Regions from separate parts of the Homo sapiens genome. Here region 2 is linked to region 1. Evidence: chromatin loops called from intact Hi-C (ENCODE). Cell type or tissue: HepG2. All regions are shown on one strand. Each heading gives the region's core, and the rest is flanking DNA. Links, peaks and the distances in the headings are about the cores only. Region 1 holds the start of ARRDC4 (arrestin domain containing 4). Region 2 has its middle 8.0 kb from the start of LINC02351.

What was found. Peaks named below come from ENCODE experiments on the same cell type or tissue, not always from the same donor. Only the 100,000 strongest peaks of a DNase experiment are listed, where the experiment ranks them.
Region 2: it touches region 1 in a loop (16-fold over the local background); 3 of 110 quality-filtered maps call a loop at or near these places.

Annotation. Positions count from the first base shown.
Region 1 is chr15:97,955,969-97,964,532 of GRCh38, reverse strand. It overlaps ARRDC4 (arrestin domain containing 4), which reads right to left and starts at 3,830. Exons shown (of 8, transcript NM_183376.3): 1 at 3,365-3,830. The coding sequence starts at 3,671. In HepG2, for the core only: no CTCF peak of the experiment used is centred there; DNase peaks (open chromatin) are centred at 2,062 and 4,122; H3K4me3 peaks cover 1,682 bases.
Region 2 is chr15:98,424,734-98,433,297 of GRCh38, reverse strand. No RefSeq gene overlaps it. Among named protein-coding and RNA genes, the nearest start is that of LINC02351, 8.0 kb to the right of the region's middle. RefSeq lists silencers at 4,624-4,918, 4,644-4,938. In HepG2, for the core only: CTCF peaks have their summits at 4,389 (motif pointing left) and 4,768 (motif pointing right); a DNase peak (open chromatin) is centred at 4,477; H3K4me3 peaks cover 422 bases; H3K27me3 peaks cover 2,618 bases.

The DNA of each region.
Region 1 (8,564 bases), core at 195-8,194:
CAAGACAATCTGTTTAATTCAGATCCAAAGTAGACTTCATGGCTTTCACGGTTGGTCAGGAGGCTCTCTTGAGAGACTTATACACTGTCCTTTCATTTCATGCTCAGATTTAATATTGAATTCCCTTATTGTGGATAGGATAAATAAGATGAAGAAATCGGAACACAGAGACAGAACTCTGAGATTTGCCTGGTCATCTGACACTAAAATGAAGATTTCTACTTTATCCATTCACTAAAAAAAAAAATTTAAAGAAATCAGTAGTGAAATGGGAATTTTTTATCCCTTAAATAAAAAAATAGAGTTTTATTTTATGACCTTAACCAAGTCAGCTGACATTTCAACTTCGTACTTTTAGAAAATAGGAACACATTACTGACCTATTAGGTCTTCTGAATCTATCCCCAATTTTTAATGTGTTAACATCAAGGGGGATAAAAAAGTGACACACCTGCCACTTAAGTCAATTTGAATACTCCACAGTTGGGTGACTGGAGGCAAAGTGAAGAACAAGTCACAGGGGCATGAGATCATGTTAAATTCAGTGGCAGGGCGGGTCCCAGTGGCTGACGTGTGCTCAGGAAGGTAGCAGCAGAGCAGGGACCAGGGAAGCATCTCGACCTGACAGCTGTGGAGTGAAAGGCTCAAGGCAATCCCAGTGCTCCTAAAAGAGCTGGGCTAAAGTTCTAATTTGAAATTACTAGATTACAGAACATGACGAAGTATTTACAAATGTTTTGAAATGTGTATTTCATTTGAGTTTAAAATGTGTAGTGCTTAGATTTCAGGCACCGCAGATAATCCTCAAAGAGACCGGGGGAGGAAAGGAGATTACATGCTTGTACACAAGCAATGACCATGGAGTGCTAGAACCTAGAGCACCCACATAGGAACATGGGTGGGCCCGACATCTTCAGGACCTGAGGGCTGGAATGGAGACAGATAGGAAGGGAAATTTAGATAAGGGAATAGCATGAGGAAGAGCATGGCAGGCATTTGTGGGGAACACAGTTGCCCAGGATACTGAAGAGAATGAGAGACATGAAGTTCCCCTTTCATTAAGCAACAAATCGACATCGGATCTATATCATTTAAAATGAGACTTTCAACTATCTCAAAACATAAACAGGAAAAAGAAATGGAAAAACTGATAAAAATGGGTTATAATATTTGGAATTCAATCTTTGTTTTCTTTTCCTCTTTCTCAAGTTTTGTTTTTAATGTAAAAGGTTCACAAGCTGAACCATGTGCCCATTTCTGCTTCTGCACCAACCGCTCATTATTTCTGTCTTGTATACTGAGCACTACAAAGTCACAGGAAGATGTTTCAATCACTAATGGCCTTACAGCCAAAGCTCATAATTAAAGGTTTTGATGAGCCGTGGGATGCAGAAGACCATTACAGAGGCAGAGACTGGGGCTCAGGAAGGGTGAGGGACTTGCATAAGGTCACACTGCTGGTGGGTGACCAAGAACTGAGACCAACTCTCTGATTCTGGCTTGTTTTCTACTACAGTTTCTCAATAAAAATATGAAGAAAATCAATCACAATGACAGCAAGTAGTTGAATTAGATTAAGGATGTCAAAGAATTATCTGGAGAGCATTTGTGAAAACAGATCCCAGTGCTACATAATATGGATTTCTAAAAATCTCCTTAGGTGATTGAAACACAGCCAGGTTTTGTAATTAAATTACCCCCAGAATCTAGACTGTGTAAAGATGCTAAGTTCTTCCAAGCTATAGATATTAGGGGTGACTTATTTTTTTTCCCCAACTAAAAGAGACTATGATTTTAAGCAAAATGTAATTGTGCCAATATGTGCTATGATACATTCTAAAACAAGTTTAAGATTTTCAAATTGTCTAGTTTTTACATTCTGTTCCACATGTGTATATATGTGTGTGTGTGACGAATAAACATCTGACTTGTGAATTAAAAAAAATGTTAGCCCAGATTTTACCAAAGCAGTTTTTTATTGCTAATCCCAGGTTCAACTGCTTTTAATTTTACATCTATTGACTCAGCAGTTATAGGCCCAGAGATACAGTCCAAAGTCCTGGACAAAAATCAATGTATGTCTCACTCCCAAGGTCCTTGACTCCATTCGGCCATCTTGCAAATTGTATTGTCTGCTTCCACTGGGGCCTGGGTTGATCCTGGAAGCCATACTGAGGAAAGTGCATGAAGGAGTAAGAACTATCACTAACACACTGTTCCCATTGATCCAAAAGGCAGTTTTGGTTCCAAATATAGTTTTCCTCACTACAATTTTGGGATGACTCAGATGATCACTTACCTCGAGGAGTTCACTGTGTCCACAGTAGGATAGGGCAAAACCACATATTCTATTATATTTTGTATAAGACATAGCACATAGATATAATGCGTTTACTCTTCAAGGAGAGGAGGTGCATACCATTGTTTTATTTGATAGATAAAAGCTCATGGCAAAAACGTAAAAGTTTAAACTAGTTTCCATCCATGAAATGAGTAAGACTCATGGTTCTTAGTATTTTCGTGACTAAAGGGATCCAATTTTGGTATCTAATATTAATGAAACGCTCATGTAGTGTGTCCCCACATGGGTACTTCTGGAAAAGTCTACACTGTGAACTGGACTTCACCAAAGTGAGCAGGAAGGGAAATCCCGACACGCCCTGATGCTCTTGTCTCTAAAGGCATTTTGAGTGGAGAGAAGTGGGGGAGAGGGGAAGAAGCGGGTAGGAGGGGAGGAGGAGGATGGGGAGGAAGAGGATGCGGAGGAAACAGCAGCAGTATCAGGTAGAGGTACAACTCTTACTAAGTTGCCCTGCTCCCCAGAAGAGGGAAACCAAGCATGATGATCAAGTCTGGAAAACACTTCCTTTGAACTCCTACCCCTCAGAAACTACTTCCCTATTCCCCAAACCAAATTTCTGCTAATTCATCATGAACCAAGAACGTATGCAGGATAGGGAGGAGTGGAGGCCATAGGACACGGGCACCGCAGAATGGAACCTCATAGCCGCCGGTTCCACCGTCCCTTTCTTGGACCAGAAGGAACAGGACCTAGATTTCTGGATCCCCCATTGTCCAATCACAGGTTCCCACCGCACCCAATGGCCCCCTCCCGTCGCGGTCCTAGAAAATCCCGAGCCACTGGTCCCGGTCAGGCCCGGCGGGCCAGGGGCGGGGCGCCAGGAAGAGCTGCGCACCCAGGACTTGCGGTCTCTCCTTACCCGCGAGGGTAGGCCGGACCCCACCCCCGGAAGCCCGCCCTGATCTCACCTGCCAGGTGGGCATCCCGAGGGTGCGCGGCCTCCCAGCCCCTCCCCGGCCCCGCAGCCTGGCGGGGGAACCCCAGGCGCTCGCCTGCGCTTACCGGCCGGGGGCTCCCGCAGGCTGAGGCGCACGTTCAGGTACTCCACCTCCGAGAAGACAGCCAGGGCCGCGGTGCTGGCCGAGGCGCGGGGGCAGGTGCTCGGGCCCCAGGCGGCGGTGGCGCGCCCCTGGGCCTCCAGGCGCAGCGCGCGCAGGGCCACCGGCTCGGACGCCTCCAGCAGCACGTGCCCGGCCACTGTCTCGCCGCTGGAATAGCAGCCCTTGCGCTCGTCCTCGAACACCAGACCCAGGCTCTTCACGCGGCCCTCGGCACCCACGGCCGCCGCGCACCCAGCCTCCCCGCCCATCCCGCCGGGCGACTCTTTCCTGCCCCTGAGGTCGGCAGAGGCCCGGAGCCGGGGTCGCGAGCACAGCGGCGCCGCTGTCACAGGCGCTCGCGGCAGGGTAAGGCCGCCGCGGCAGCCGTGCGGTACCCGATGGGGCACCGGCTCGCCGAGAGGCCTGTCGCTTTAACAAACCCAGTTGGGCCTGGAAAAGGGCCGGGACAGCCCACCCCCGGCGGGCGGCCATTGGTCAGCTGCGAGCCCTGCTTCTTGCTGATTTGTTGTAGATGGTCACTGAGTCATTTCATTGGCGCTCCCACGCGTGGGTGGGCGCAGGAAGGCCGTGCGTGATCAGGGAGTGTTGGCCAATCGGGAGGCTCCGGCGTGCACGTGCACAGGCCGTTTACTGGCTGAGGCCAGGCACAGTCCTGGAGCCCTGGCCAATAGTGAGGCGGTGCGCCCATGTGGACAGACAGTGGGAAACAGTATCTGTCAGGGAGGGGGCGGAACAGGGTTATCTCCGGCTCTCAGCGTGTCAGCCGTTCCCATAGTTACGAACGGGGGCGGGGTTTCTAGCAGCGTAAGGACTTTGCAGGAGCCACTGGGTTCTCGCTAAAGCATGAAGTTGTGGCTGTAACTGGCTTGTGTTTATGATTACATCTGCAATACTCGAGGGGAAATAGATGCTCTGGGAAACGGAACTCGGCAATATTTCCTTTTGAGATCTTGGGGGCCGGCCGCATCGGGACTTTAATGAATGACTTGGAATCTTCTAACCTCCAGGTTTTTGATCACCGCCTCTCCCAGGTTTCAGAATTCCCAGCCCATGTAAGAGCCATAGATAAGAAAAATGAGGGTTGTGGTTTTAAACCTGATACATCCCCTAAGGAGTTCTCCTCCTAAGCTCCGCAGTGTCGCTGTTAGGAATAGCTGGAACTCTGATTCTTCCTGCTGTAAATAAGATCATGAATCACATTGTTTTTGAACAACATCTGTCACTCAAGTTTCTGCCCCACCCGAAAGTTTCCTGACATCATTGTCATATCCACAGAAATTTCCAATTGCCTTGATGACTTGTTCCTCACGCCCAAGTTTCCTCCGGCTTGTCCTGCTACATTTTCCTTTTCAACCTTCCATTTTTTCTCTGTTCTGTTTTTTACCATCTTGCATAGCTGTCATTAGCTGGTCATCATTTTCTTAACTTTTAAGTTGTCCCCTTATCGACATGCCACGTTTGTGAGCTGTTATGTATTGATTAATCTCACAATGAAATTTAGCAATTTTCCTAAAAAAAAAACCTCAAAGTAAAGGTTGCTCTACTACCCTCGTTGAGTTTAGATTATTAATGTGGAGATTTAGTAAAGTTTTATAAGTTCAAAATTTCCTTATTACCTCTCAGAGAAAGTGGAAAAGTCACAAATTAGGCTCTGTGTAAAGTTCAGAAATAGTTGCTATTCTCTGACCATTTCGTCTAGAATAGCTCCCTACATGATCTTACTCTGCCTACTTTTTTTTTTATATAACACAACGTGACCTTACGTGTTTATCTATGTATTATCCATCCCACTCATTTGAAACACAGAACTTGTTCTCATTCGTTTTTTGACCTCTAGGGCCTAACACAGATCTTAGCATACAGTAAGTGCTCAATAAATGTTGAGTGATTGAATGATGTATCCTAACCGTGTAGTAGTATTGGCTCTGCAATACATGAATAGTGTTCTGCCTCTTACTCTACTAAACTTTCACTGTCTCCAGGCAATGGTTCCCTCCAAATTAAGTGGCTGGGAGAGGGAGAAAAGGACAATGGTCCTAACGGTAATGAAAGGACAAAATGGCAGGTTTTGCATTCTGTACTGGGAAAGACCAGACTCTCTGTTTTCATTTCAGTTAAGAACAGTTTTGGCCAGCCAGGCATGGTGGCTCACACCTGTAATACCAGCATTTCGGGAGGCCGAGGCGGGCAGATCACAAGGTCAAGAGATCGAGACCATCCTGGCCAACATGGTGAAACCCCGTTTCTACTAAAAATACAAAAATTAGCTGGGTGTGGTGGCTCGCACCTGTAGTCGCAACTACTCGGGAGGCTGAGGCAGGAGAATCTCTTGAACCCGGGAGGCGGAGGTTTTCAGTGAGCCGAGATTGTGCCACTGCACTCCAGCCTGGGTAAGAGAGCGAGACTCCATCTCAAAACAACAACAACAAACAATAGTTTTGGCTACAGGTAACAACAGACTGTGTGACCAACACACATTCTGCCTTTAAAAATATTTCTTGTTTACTAGACGAAAAGGTCAGTAGTAGAGTATGGGCCCTTCAGATTGATTCATCAGAATCCTTTTATCTTTCTCTTTGACATACTCTGCTCCCTTCATCGTAGTAGGGATTACCACAGCTCTAAGTGTCTCCTTGTCTTCCTTACACCACAGAGTTCAACACATAAAGCAAGGGAGGGTCTGCAAGCAAACAAAAATTCTCTTTTCTCTCAGAAAGAAGATATATTTATATCCCAGATGCCCCCAACAGACTTCTTACATGTCATTGGCCAAAACTGAGTCATATGTACACCTATAGATTATTGACTGGCAAAAATAAGTAGGATTTTTACAATTCACTTAGACCAGTCATTCTTCTCTGGGTGCTGGACACAATCAGAGCTCTGTTAACAAGGAAGAGGGGCAAATGGCTGTTGAGCAGTCAACATTGTAGAGCCATTTGAGTGGCTTAAGTGGGTCTGGCCAAATTTGCTATAGCGTAGAGCTGCCCCAGCCAGACATAAAGAGGATATTTAAATAAAAAATATTCTATAACTAGAGAGAAGTTAATTTATATGGTGACTCAACTCATTCACAGATAAAATTCCATTTTTGTTGTGTATACATTACAATGAATATTCGAGTTCAGCTACTATTAATATAGCAGCATATGACAGTTTAAAAAATCCAATCTGACAATGTCTTTTAATTGGCATGTTTACCATCTGCATGTAATGTGATCTTTAACAACGTAACAACGTTGGTGCTATAACTTGCATCCCCAAAATTCAGATGCTGGAATCCTAACGCCCAAGATGATGGTATTAGGAGGTAGGGGCTTTGGGGAGGTGATTAGGCCGTGAATGCCAGGGCCCTCATGAGTGGGACTAGTGCCCTTACAAAAGAGTCCCGAGAGAGAACTCTCGCTCCTTCCACCGTGTGAGGATGTAGAAGGCACCATCTATGAAGACGCAGGCTGCTATGGCTTAGATATGGTTCGTCCACACCAAAACTCATATTGAGATTTGATGCCCAATGTGGCAGTGTTGGGAGGTGGAACCTAGTGGAAGGTGTTTGGGTCATTGGAGTTGATCCCTCATGAATAGCTTAACACCCTCTGGCAAGAGTGAGTGAGTTCTTGCTCTCATGGGACTGGATTGGTTCTCACTCGAGCAGGTTGGTAAAAAGAGTGTCGTCCATTTCTCTCTCTTGCTTCTTCTCTCCCCATGTGATCTCTTTGTGCACGTCTGCTCCCCTTCTGCTTTTTGTGGTGAGTGGAAGTGGCCTGAATTCCTTACCACATGCAGCTGCCCAATCTTAAACTTTTTGGCCACCAGAATCATGAGTTACATTAACCTCTTTTTTTTTTTTTTTTTGATATATTACCTAGCCTCAGGTATTCTGTTTCTTTAGCAACACTAAATAGACTAAGAGCCTGGGCATGGTGGCTCATGCCTATAATCTCAGCACACTGGGAGGCCAAGGTAGGCAGAAAGCTTGAGATTAGGAGTTGGAGACCAGCATGGGCAATATGACAAAACCCTGTCTCTATAAAAGATATAAAAATTAGCTGGGCATGGTGGCATGTGCCTGTAGTCCCAGCCACTTGGGAAGCTGAGGCAGGAGGATTGCTTGAGCCCAGGAGGTCGAGGCTGCAGTGAGCCAAGATTGCGACACTGCACTCCAGCCTTGGTCATAGAGTGAGACCCTGTCTCAAAACAAAACAAAACAACAACCACCACCAGATGAAAACACAGGTCCTCATGGGACACCAAATCTTCTGGTGCCTTGATCTTTTGACTCTGTAGTCTCTAAACTATGAGAAATAAATGTTTGTTGTTTATAAGCCACCTCGTTTTATGGCATTTTGTTATAACAGCCTGAACAGACTAAGACAGTCGGTTTTATATGTGTCATTTTGTTATTTGCTTTGGTTGTGCCTTCATCAGTGTGTCTGTGTTTCTTTATTCTTTTTTTCCTGCTTTCATTTTGATTATTTGAACATCTTTTGGTAATCCATTTAAATTTATCTTTTTTTTACTTTATATATATTTTTAGCAGTTGCTCTAGGAATGACTGCCTTTCCCCTTTTACGCTATAGTTGTCATGTGTATTACATCCACATACATTAAAATTTACATTTGTATGAACCTCAGAAAACCCATCAGACAATTTTACATTTTATGTTTATGCTACTCTCAAGGCATAAACATAAAAATGGGGGAAAAGAAACAAATCTTCCTTACAGCAGAATCCCAAATAATTTATATAGATTCTCCTCCCACTCACTTGGAGTGGGTGCTAGACCTAGTGACTTGCTTTCAACCCAACAAACCATCTTTTGACCAGGTGATGAAGACTAACATCACCAGTGATAAGTTCTGTTGATAGTGTGTACCTCTCATATGATGTTATGTAAAGGGCACTTCACTTCTCTGATATTTTACCCTCAAACCGTAAGTCCAGTCTAAGCATGAGAAAAACATCAGAAAAACCTAATTTGAAGGACATTCTACAAAATATTCAATGCATTCTCCTCAAAATTCTCAAGGCCGTGGAAAATAAGGAAAGATTGAGAAACTGCCATTGAGCAGAAAAGACTAAGGTGATGTGATAACTAAATGCAATATGGTATCCTGGATTGGATCCTGGAACAGAATAA
Region 2 (8,564 bases), core at 246-8,245, 470 kb before region 1:
CGCCTGTAATCCCAGCACTTTGGGAGGCCAAGGCGGGCGGATTACGAGGTCAGGAGATCGAGACCATCCTGGCTAACACGGTGAAACCCCGTCTCTACTAAAAATACACAAAAAGTTAGCCGGGCGTGGTGGCGGGCGCCTGTAGTCCCCGCTACTCGGGAGGCTGAGGCAGGAGAATGGCGTGAACCCGGGAGGCGGAGCTTGCAGTGAGCTGAGATCGCACCACTGCACTCCAGCCTGGGCGACAGAGCGAGACTCCGTCTCAAAAAAAAAAATAAAAAAAAGTCACCTTCAGATTTTCTAGGCAGCAAACCCTTCTAACAGGGATTCTTGACAATGTGCAGACAGACGGGCTACAGGACTTGTGAACCTGGGTGATCTTCACTGCCTGAGATTTGAGCCATTCTTAGTGGGCGGCCGATGCTGTACAGGATGGGCTCCCAGCAGATGGCTTTGGGTCCTTGGGCACCCAGGTTCTGTTCCAATTCCATGGGATTGGGAGGGCGTCTCCTCGGGTCGGATTGCGGTATAATCTTCCCAGGTGACGCCAGTCACAGGACTAGGTAGGCTCTTTTTACGATCATTCCCTCATGGCTCTCAACTTGCAATAGGGGTGCTTCGATTGAGGAAATGTCTGCTGGGTCTCCATGTGTATTAGTCCGTTTTCACGCTGCTGATAAAGACATGCCTGAGACTGGATAATTTATAAAGAAAAAGAGGTTTAATAGACTCAAAGCTCCACGTGGCTGGGGAGGCCTCGGTTAATCACGGCAGAAGGTGAAAGGCATGTCTTACATGGTGGCAGACAAGAGAAAATGAGACCCAAGCGAAAGGGGAAACCCCTTATAAAACCATCAGATCTTGTGAGATTATTCACTACCACGAGAGCAATATGGGGAAAACCACCCCATGATTCAATTATGTCCAACCGGGTCCCTCCCACAACAGGTGGGAATTATGGGAGCTATAATTCAAGATGGGATTTGGGTGGGGACACAGCCACACCATATCACCGTGTGAACAACAGAAGCAGATAAAATCCGTCCCATCTAATGTAGGTATTACAACCAACTATAAGTATTGTATTTGTAAAGTAGCTTCATGAAAATCAGTCTAAATTAAATTCACATAAGCTACATAAAGAAATACTACAAGGGGGCAGGTGTGGTGGCTCACACCTGTAATCACAGCACTTTAGGAAGCTGAGGCAGGCAGATCACTTGAAGTCAGGAGTTTGAGACCAGCCTGGCCAATATGGCAAAACCCCATCTCTACTAAAAAAATACAAAAATTAGCTGGGTGTGGTGGCATGTGTCTGTAATCCCTGCTACTTGGGAGGCTGAGGTGTGAGAATCACTTGACCCTAGAAGGTGGTGGTTATGGTGAGTTGAGATTATGCCACTGCACTCTAGCCTGGGCAACAGAGAGAGACTCCATCTCAAAAAAAAAAAGAAAGAGAAGAAGAGAGAGAGAAAGAGAGAAAGAGAAAGAGAAAGAAAAAGAGAAAGAAGGAAAGAGAAAAGGGAGGAAGGAAGGAGAGAGAAAGAGAAAAGAGAAAGAAAGACCTTCCCCTGCTCCCTGAATGCTGCAGACATAAGTCGAGCAGAAGAAATCAGATTTCACAATACACGCGCTGACTTTTATCCCACCCACTTTTGCTGTGGACCAGAGCCTGGGCTGCAGAGGTGGTTTCTGGAGGCCAAGCAGCTTTGGCCTTGGCGCCTGTGCTGTGGGAAGGCCAAGCTGACTTGAGGCCTTTGCTCCCACCCCTGCAAAGCCTGGATTCTGTGTGTGCAGAGCCCCGCCGGCTTCCCAGCCCTGTGCTTCAGATGGTCCTGGGTGCGTGGGGACACTCGGTGACAGATCGGGAAGTGGGCACTGTCTCTCCTATGAAGCCGGCTTGAGAGGGGACACACAGTGTTTTGAAGACTTGGCCCGGCACATTTGGACAGGTCTTGCTGAGTGATCACTGCACAGCTCTGAGCCCCACAGGTCCTGGCTATCCACAGGCATGAAACACCAGCCCCAGCACGTCCCTGTGAGGGTGCCATGGATGTCACCCAGGACAGCACTCTTCCATCTGTAAAGGGCTCCGTTATCACATGCCTCTGCTATTGTCATACTTAATTTTCACTTTACACAGTTCACACTCAGGTGTGCAAAATTAGGGCTTGATTTTCCTAGAACTGAGTTGTATCTGTATCTGGAGCACCCATTCTGGTTGATGGCAGAAAAAGTAGTCGCGTGGATTCAGATACCTTCCAACCAACCTCACTCCAAGTAGGATTTTCTTTGGTACCTCTTTCTTCCTGGGGTCAGCTCCAAGGGCAGGGGCCTTGGTGAGGAGATGCCATCTGCTCTTGGCCCACCCTGGCTAGAGCTAACATGCACAATTGTCCTGTCATGGTCTCTGGTCTCAGGCTCCCTGGACACCTGGTGTGTGGTCCTGCTGGTGTCTGCGGATGCTTCTACCCCAAACCCCTGTCCTAACCAGGAAGTGACGTTGTGGCCGGCAAGTTCTCGCTCTCAACCTGCATCGTCTCTGTCCCTGGCCACATGGGTAAGCATCATTTTTCTGTCCCCACTGGGGACTCCTGGCTTTGCTGTGGGGCTGACCCTGCACCCTCATGCAGTCCTCTTCTGAGCTCTGGGGTTGGGGCCACTCATTCTCTGAGAACTCCGAGCTGGAATTGGAACGCACCTCTCTTCTACTCTGGGACCCCCAAACCTATTTGAAGACTTCTATGATGCCCTTCCCACCACTGCCCAAGTGAGCCTGGCATTTTAGACTTCAAAGCCAATAAAAATAGCAAAGGCATTTCTTTCTCTCTCCCTCCCTGGCACTCCATATCCTCACACTCAATGCAGAGCCAAACAGGGGTCTCACCCTCCAAGTGAGGGACAGACCCCTGAGCTCATCCTGTCAGTCCCCAGAGAGTCATGGTGCCCACGTTGCCCTCACATCCAGCCCCTCAGGCAGGGCCCTGGGCTGATTCTCACAGCCGGCCTCCAACCCCTGGTGGGGGGTGTGGAGTGTAGATGGTGTGGGGACCACCACTTCCTCCCTGGCCTCATGCACAGCTTGAAATCCCACAGCACAGAAATGTTTCCCTTTGAGGGTGGGTAACATGGACTTGTGTCCCAGGACTGGGAAGAGCTTGGGGTCTGGCTTCAGCCTGGCTCCTTACTCCAGAGAGGGCTGGGATGATCACTTTCCTTCTGGGTCGCCGGGGTTCTCGTTGGTGAAAGGTAGAGGATGAGTCAGGGTCTGTAAACTGGCAGCTTGAGGGTTCAAATTAGTCAGCAGATGAGACGTTTTAGGGCCTGGAAACTGCGGTCCCTTTCCTGGAGGGCATATCCCCACCACTCACTGGCCAGTGTCACTCATCTGCACTGTTGCTCTAGCCTGGTCAAGGCTTACACTTGTATCTTCTCATGGCAGCCCCCAAAGATGCTCACATGGGAATCCTGGGAACCTGTGAGTGTGTTACTGTATTAGTCTGTTTTCATGCTGCTGATAAAGACATACCTGGGACTGGGTAATTTATAAAGAAAAAGAAGTTTAATGGACTCAGTTCCACGTGGCTGGGAATCCTCACAATTATGGCAGAAGGCGAAATGCACGTCTTACATGGCAGCAGACAAGAGAGAAATGAGAACCAAGTGAAAGAGGTTTCCCCTTATGAAACCACTTGAGATAGTTAGTAGGTCTTGAGACCTATTAACTATCATGAGAACAGTATGGGGGAAGGTGCCCCGTGACTCAATTATCTCCCACTGGGTCCCTCTCACCACACATGGGAATTATGGGAGCTACAATTCATGATGAGATTTGGGTGGGGACACATCCAAACCGTATCAGTTACCTTACCTGGTAAAAGGGACTTCTCAGATGCGATTAAGCTAAAGATTGTGAGAGGGAGAGATTATCCTGGATCCTCTGGGTGGGCCCAGTGTGATCACAAGGGTTGTTTAAATGAGGGACACACAGAAAGGTTTGACTGCCAGAGAACCATCAGAGCGTCGCAGCGTGAGACACAGTCAGCCATTGCTGGGTTTGAAGATGAAGGAAGGGGCCATGAGCCAAGGAATGCAGGCCGCCTGTGTGGAAAGGACCAGGAAACAGATTCTCCCCTGGAGCCTCCAGAAGGAACCAGCTTGACCTCAGCCCAGCAAGACCTGTTTGAGACTTCTGACTTCCAGAACTGTATGGTAAGAAATCCTGGCAGTTTTAGGCCACCAAATTTGTGATAATTTCTTACAGTTGCAATGGGAAACGAGTACACTCCCTCTTATGTTCTCAGGTGGGTAACTTTGCCTCCTAACCCTGGACATTTGGCCATGTCTGGAGATATTTTTGGTTGTCACAGTTGGGTGAGAGGTGGTACTGACATCTAGTGGGTAGAGGCAGGAAAGCTCCCATAACAGAGTTATTCAGCCCGAAATGCTGTGCTAAGATTGATACCAGGCCTGAGCTCCGGTATGCGTCACATTTTGGACTGTGGACTGCCCTGACAGGCAAGTTCTTCCTTTAGAGGAAAAAACACCGCCTGCCGCAGTCAAGGCTCGGGGCACGGCCCAGGAGGTGCCCTGGAGAAGACTGAGACCCGGGTTGCAGCAGTGAGCCCCATTCTGGCTGGTGGGAGAAAACGGCGATCTCAGGACAGACTTGCGGAGAGCGCGGACTCCCGTAAAAAGAAGAGGCGCGGGCGCCTGCTCGCTGCCCGGCCGCTTTCCGAGGGAAATACCCACGGCGGCCACACGATGGCAGCCTTGCCCAAACCAAAGCCCGCCGGGCGCGCTCCGAGGTCCGCAGCCCCGAGTCGGTGCCCCCAGGCGGTGGACGCGGGGCCGCCCTCCCACAGAATCCAAGGGCGCTCGGCCTGGGTGGGCGTCTTTAGCTGCAGCTAGAAACTCTGCGCTTAACAGGGGAAAGAAACAGAGCCGCACGGACTGCACGCTCCTGCCTGCTCGTCCGCCTCGATGTAAACAGCTCATCTGTGCCAACGTGGAACTACGTTCTCCCCATCCCCACGTTTCAGTGCTGTGACAAGACAGATAACACAGCTGAGATTTATTCTTCAAAGGGGCTCGCGTGTCTTTTCTTCTTCTTTTTTTTTGACTGAGTCTCGCTCGCTCTGTCGCCCAGGCTGGAGTGCAGTGGCGATCTCGGCTCACTGCAGCCTCTGCCTCCCGGGTTCAAGCGATTCTCCTGCCTCAGCCTCCAAGCAGCTGGGACTACAGGCGTCCGCCACCACGCCCAGCTAATTTCTGTATTTTTAGTAGAAACGGGGTTTCACCATGTTGGCCAGGCTGGTCTCGAACTCGCGACCTCATGTGATCCGCCCACCTCGGTCTCCCAAAGTGCTGGGATTACGAAAAAAAAAATGTCTAGCTTTCATTGTAAGTCCAGGAGTGCAGACCCCAGATTTCCCTAATTACTTCATTAACCCCATAGACTTGCAAATAAATAAATACATACGTAAACAATTCAACTAACCCACTGCAATGCACCCTGCCTCCCTTCACCACAGGTTGAAAGTGGGGGGCCTTGAGACTCACGTATTCCTTGGGATTCCCCACCCGGGCACAAAAGCTGGGGGGTGCAGTGGGGGCCGCCCACTTTCTCCCTCTTAGCCTCTCTGGCCCTTGGGCATTCTATAGAAAACACGGGGGCCATGGGCCAAGAGGCACCCCCCGATCCAGCTGTGATCTGGACTCCCTTCTGTTCTGTGTCATCAATTTGGCCCCATTTTCATCTGTAGTTTTTTTGATGTGTTATTTGGCTTCTTTTCAGCAGCAGCAGCAGCAGCAGCCAAAATACTCTGGGGCCAGTGTGCTTCGTTTATAAAATGGGGACAGTGTCTCTCTGGAAGGATTCGCTGGGAAGATGAAGGTAAATGTGCAGCGTCCCAGGGATGCCAAGTTCACAGTGGCCCTGGCTTGCAACGATGAGAATGGAACTGGGGGTGAGAAGAGGGAAGAGAGGGAACAAGGAGGTGGAACATCCAACAGAACGTGCTGGGGCCGGGCGCCCCTACCTGCCCCCAGGGAGGTTGAACTGAGATAGCTGGGAGCTGGGGGAGGCAGACCTGGTACTTGAATTGGGGTGGGAGGGATGGAAGATGCCCTTCTAGCCCAAGAAGCCCTCCCCCTAGTTAAACCAAGCTGGGACTGGTTAACAGAGGTGCCCAAGATCCTCCCAGCCACAGGGTGCCCCATCCTCCGGGGACTACCGACTTAAGGATAGCATGCTCTCAGCTTATAGAAGTTCTAATTACTGTTTTAAAACTGGTTCATGCACTTTGGGAGGCTGAGGTGGGAGGATTGCTTGAGCTCAGGATTTCAATACCAGCCTGGGCAACATAGTGAGATACCATCTCTACAAAAAATGAAAACATTAGCTGACCATGGTGGCACATCCCTGTAACCCCAGCTACTTGGGAGGCTAAGATGGGAGGATTGCTTGAGGCCACAAGTTTGAGGCTGCAGTCAGCTGTGATCCCACCTTAGTACTCCAGCCTGGGCCACAGAGCGAGACCCTGTCTCAACACACAAACAAACAAAAACAAAACAAAACAAAACACTGGTTCATGCAGTCATCCTTCCCATGCACACTGGTGGCTTCCATGGGCCAAGTGCTGTGCTGAGGACTGGTACAGACGCGTGGGTATGGCAGAAAATTATCCTTCTACAGCCCTTGGCTCCCAAGGACCAGATGCAGGTGCAGCCAGCGAGATGAATACAGGAGGGGACTTCCGAGGAGGGGCAGGTGGGGTCCACTTGTGGATATTTATGCTGGATTGTAAGCTCCCTGAAGTCAGGGTCAGGGCTCACAGCGCCCTCAGTATTGATGCAATCAGCGCCGTGTGAGTGTCAGCTGAAAGTCTGAAGAGCTAGAAAGAATCTCCAGGAGAACTTGGACTCTGCCACATCTGGTGGCATTCCTGCTGCTGTGGTGTCCTGCATGAAGAAACCCTGAAGTTCATGGGCTCGGCACACACCTGGGTTAGCATCCTAGCCTGAGGTCCAGGTGACAGCTGTGTAGGGCGTGCAGTGGCAGAGCTGGGTGTCCCAGGCAGCTGGGAGGCCCTGGAGTGGGAACAGGGACCCTTGCCTTTAATTAGTCATATCTTGCTATATTTCCACACACTGCCCAAGTACTACACCACTAACAATGCTATTATTGGTGTATATACAGCTAGACTTTGCTTTAAAAGTGAAGCATTTTATTCTATACTAGAAATCATACCGCACATGCAGTTTAATTCCTGTTTTTTTAAAAATGTGAGAACTACCTATTTCACCCCAGTGTTTTAACCATCATCTTTTTTTTTTAATAGAGACAGTCTTGAACTCCTGGGTTCAAGTGATCTTCCCGCCTTAGCATTCCTAAGTGCTGGGATTAGAGGCGTGAGTCACCCCACCTGGCCCGTCATACTTTAAGTCTGCCTAAGATCTCATCACATAGCTGCACCACGGTGGACACCACCGCTTTCCTCCTCTTGAATGTTTAGGGTCCTTCCTGTTTCATGCTGTTATAAAGAACGATCTAGGCTGGATACGGTGGCTCACGCCTGTAATCCTAGCACTTTGGGAGGCCAGGACAGGTGGATTGACTGAGCTGAGGAGTTTGAGACCACCCTGGGCAACATGGTGAAACTCCGTCTCTACTAAAATACAAAAAAAAATTAGCCAGGTGTGGTGACATGCACCTGTAGTCCCAGCTACTCGGGAGGCTGAATTGCTTGAACCCAGGAGGTGAAGGTTGCAGTGAGCCGAGAGCTCTTACCCAAAGGAATAAAACCAAAGAGGGTACAGGAAATATTTTTTGTTAGGGGAGGATTTCTGATACCCTAGTTTGATAGTGAAACTGTTTTGATAGCGGAAGAACTAGTGGCATTGTGGTGGGGGGATGCGGACCGGGCTGTAATCCCGCAGCACGCTGGCCGCATTTGGAGTGGGTTGCACGTGCCTCCTGCTCCTAGGGCCCTCTGCCTTCCCTCCCCTGCATATCAGAACACAGGGGAGGTGCAGGCATGCCTGGCAGAATGCATGTGGCAGAATAACGAGCATGGTGATTGCTAGTGTTCCGGTGTGACCAGGTAGCTCTGATTCCCCAGAGTGAGTCTGAGGACCCTGCTTTGGATGTGAGATGATTTTGAGGGCTGTGCGGATGGCTGTTATTAAGTTTAATAGTTCTCTGTTGATCCTGAAGTTAATTTTTATTTGAGGCAAGTGGTACTCCTTTTGATTGACAGTTGCCCTATGAAGTTGATATTTACATACTGTTTGCAAGTATAATAATGAGTTGACTTAAGAAAATAAGTAAACAAAAATACAAGTGGCAAAATCGTGAGGATGACATGGAAATGAATATGTTTGTTAAACCACTAAAAAGGCTGGGAAGAAGTCTCCTAAATGGAGAGCAATGAACCGACCAGCACCTGGGGCAGGGCGGGGAGGCAGGGCGGCGCCTTGGTAAAACTTCCTCAGGGATTTTTCATCCTTCCTGTGTTTTCTCCTCCTCCTCTCTCAGGTTTGTGATCATCCTCTCTCCTCAC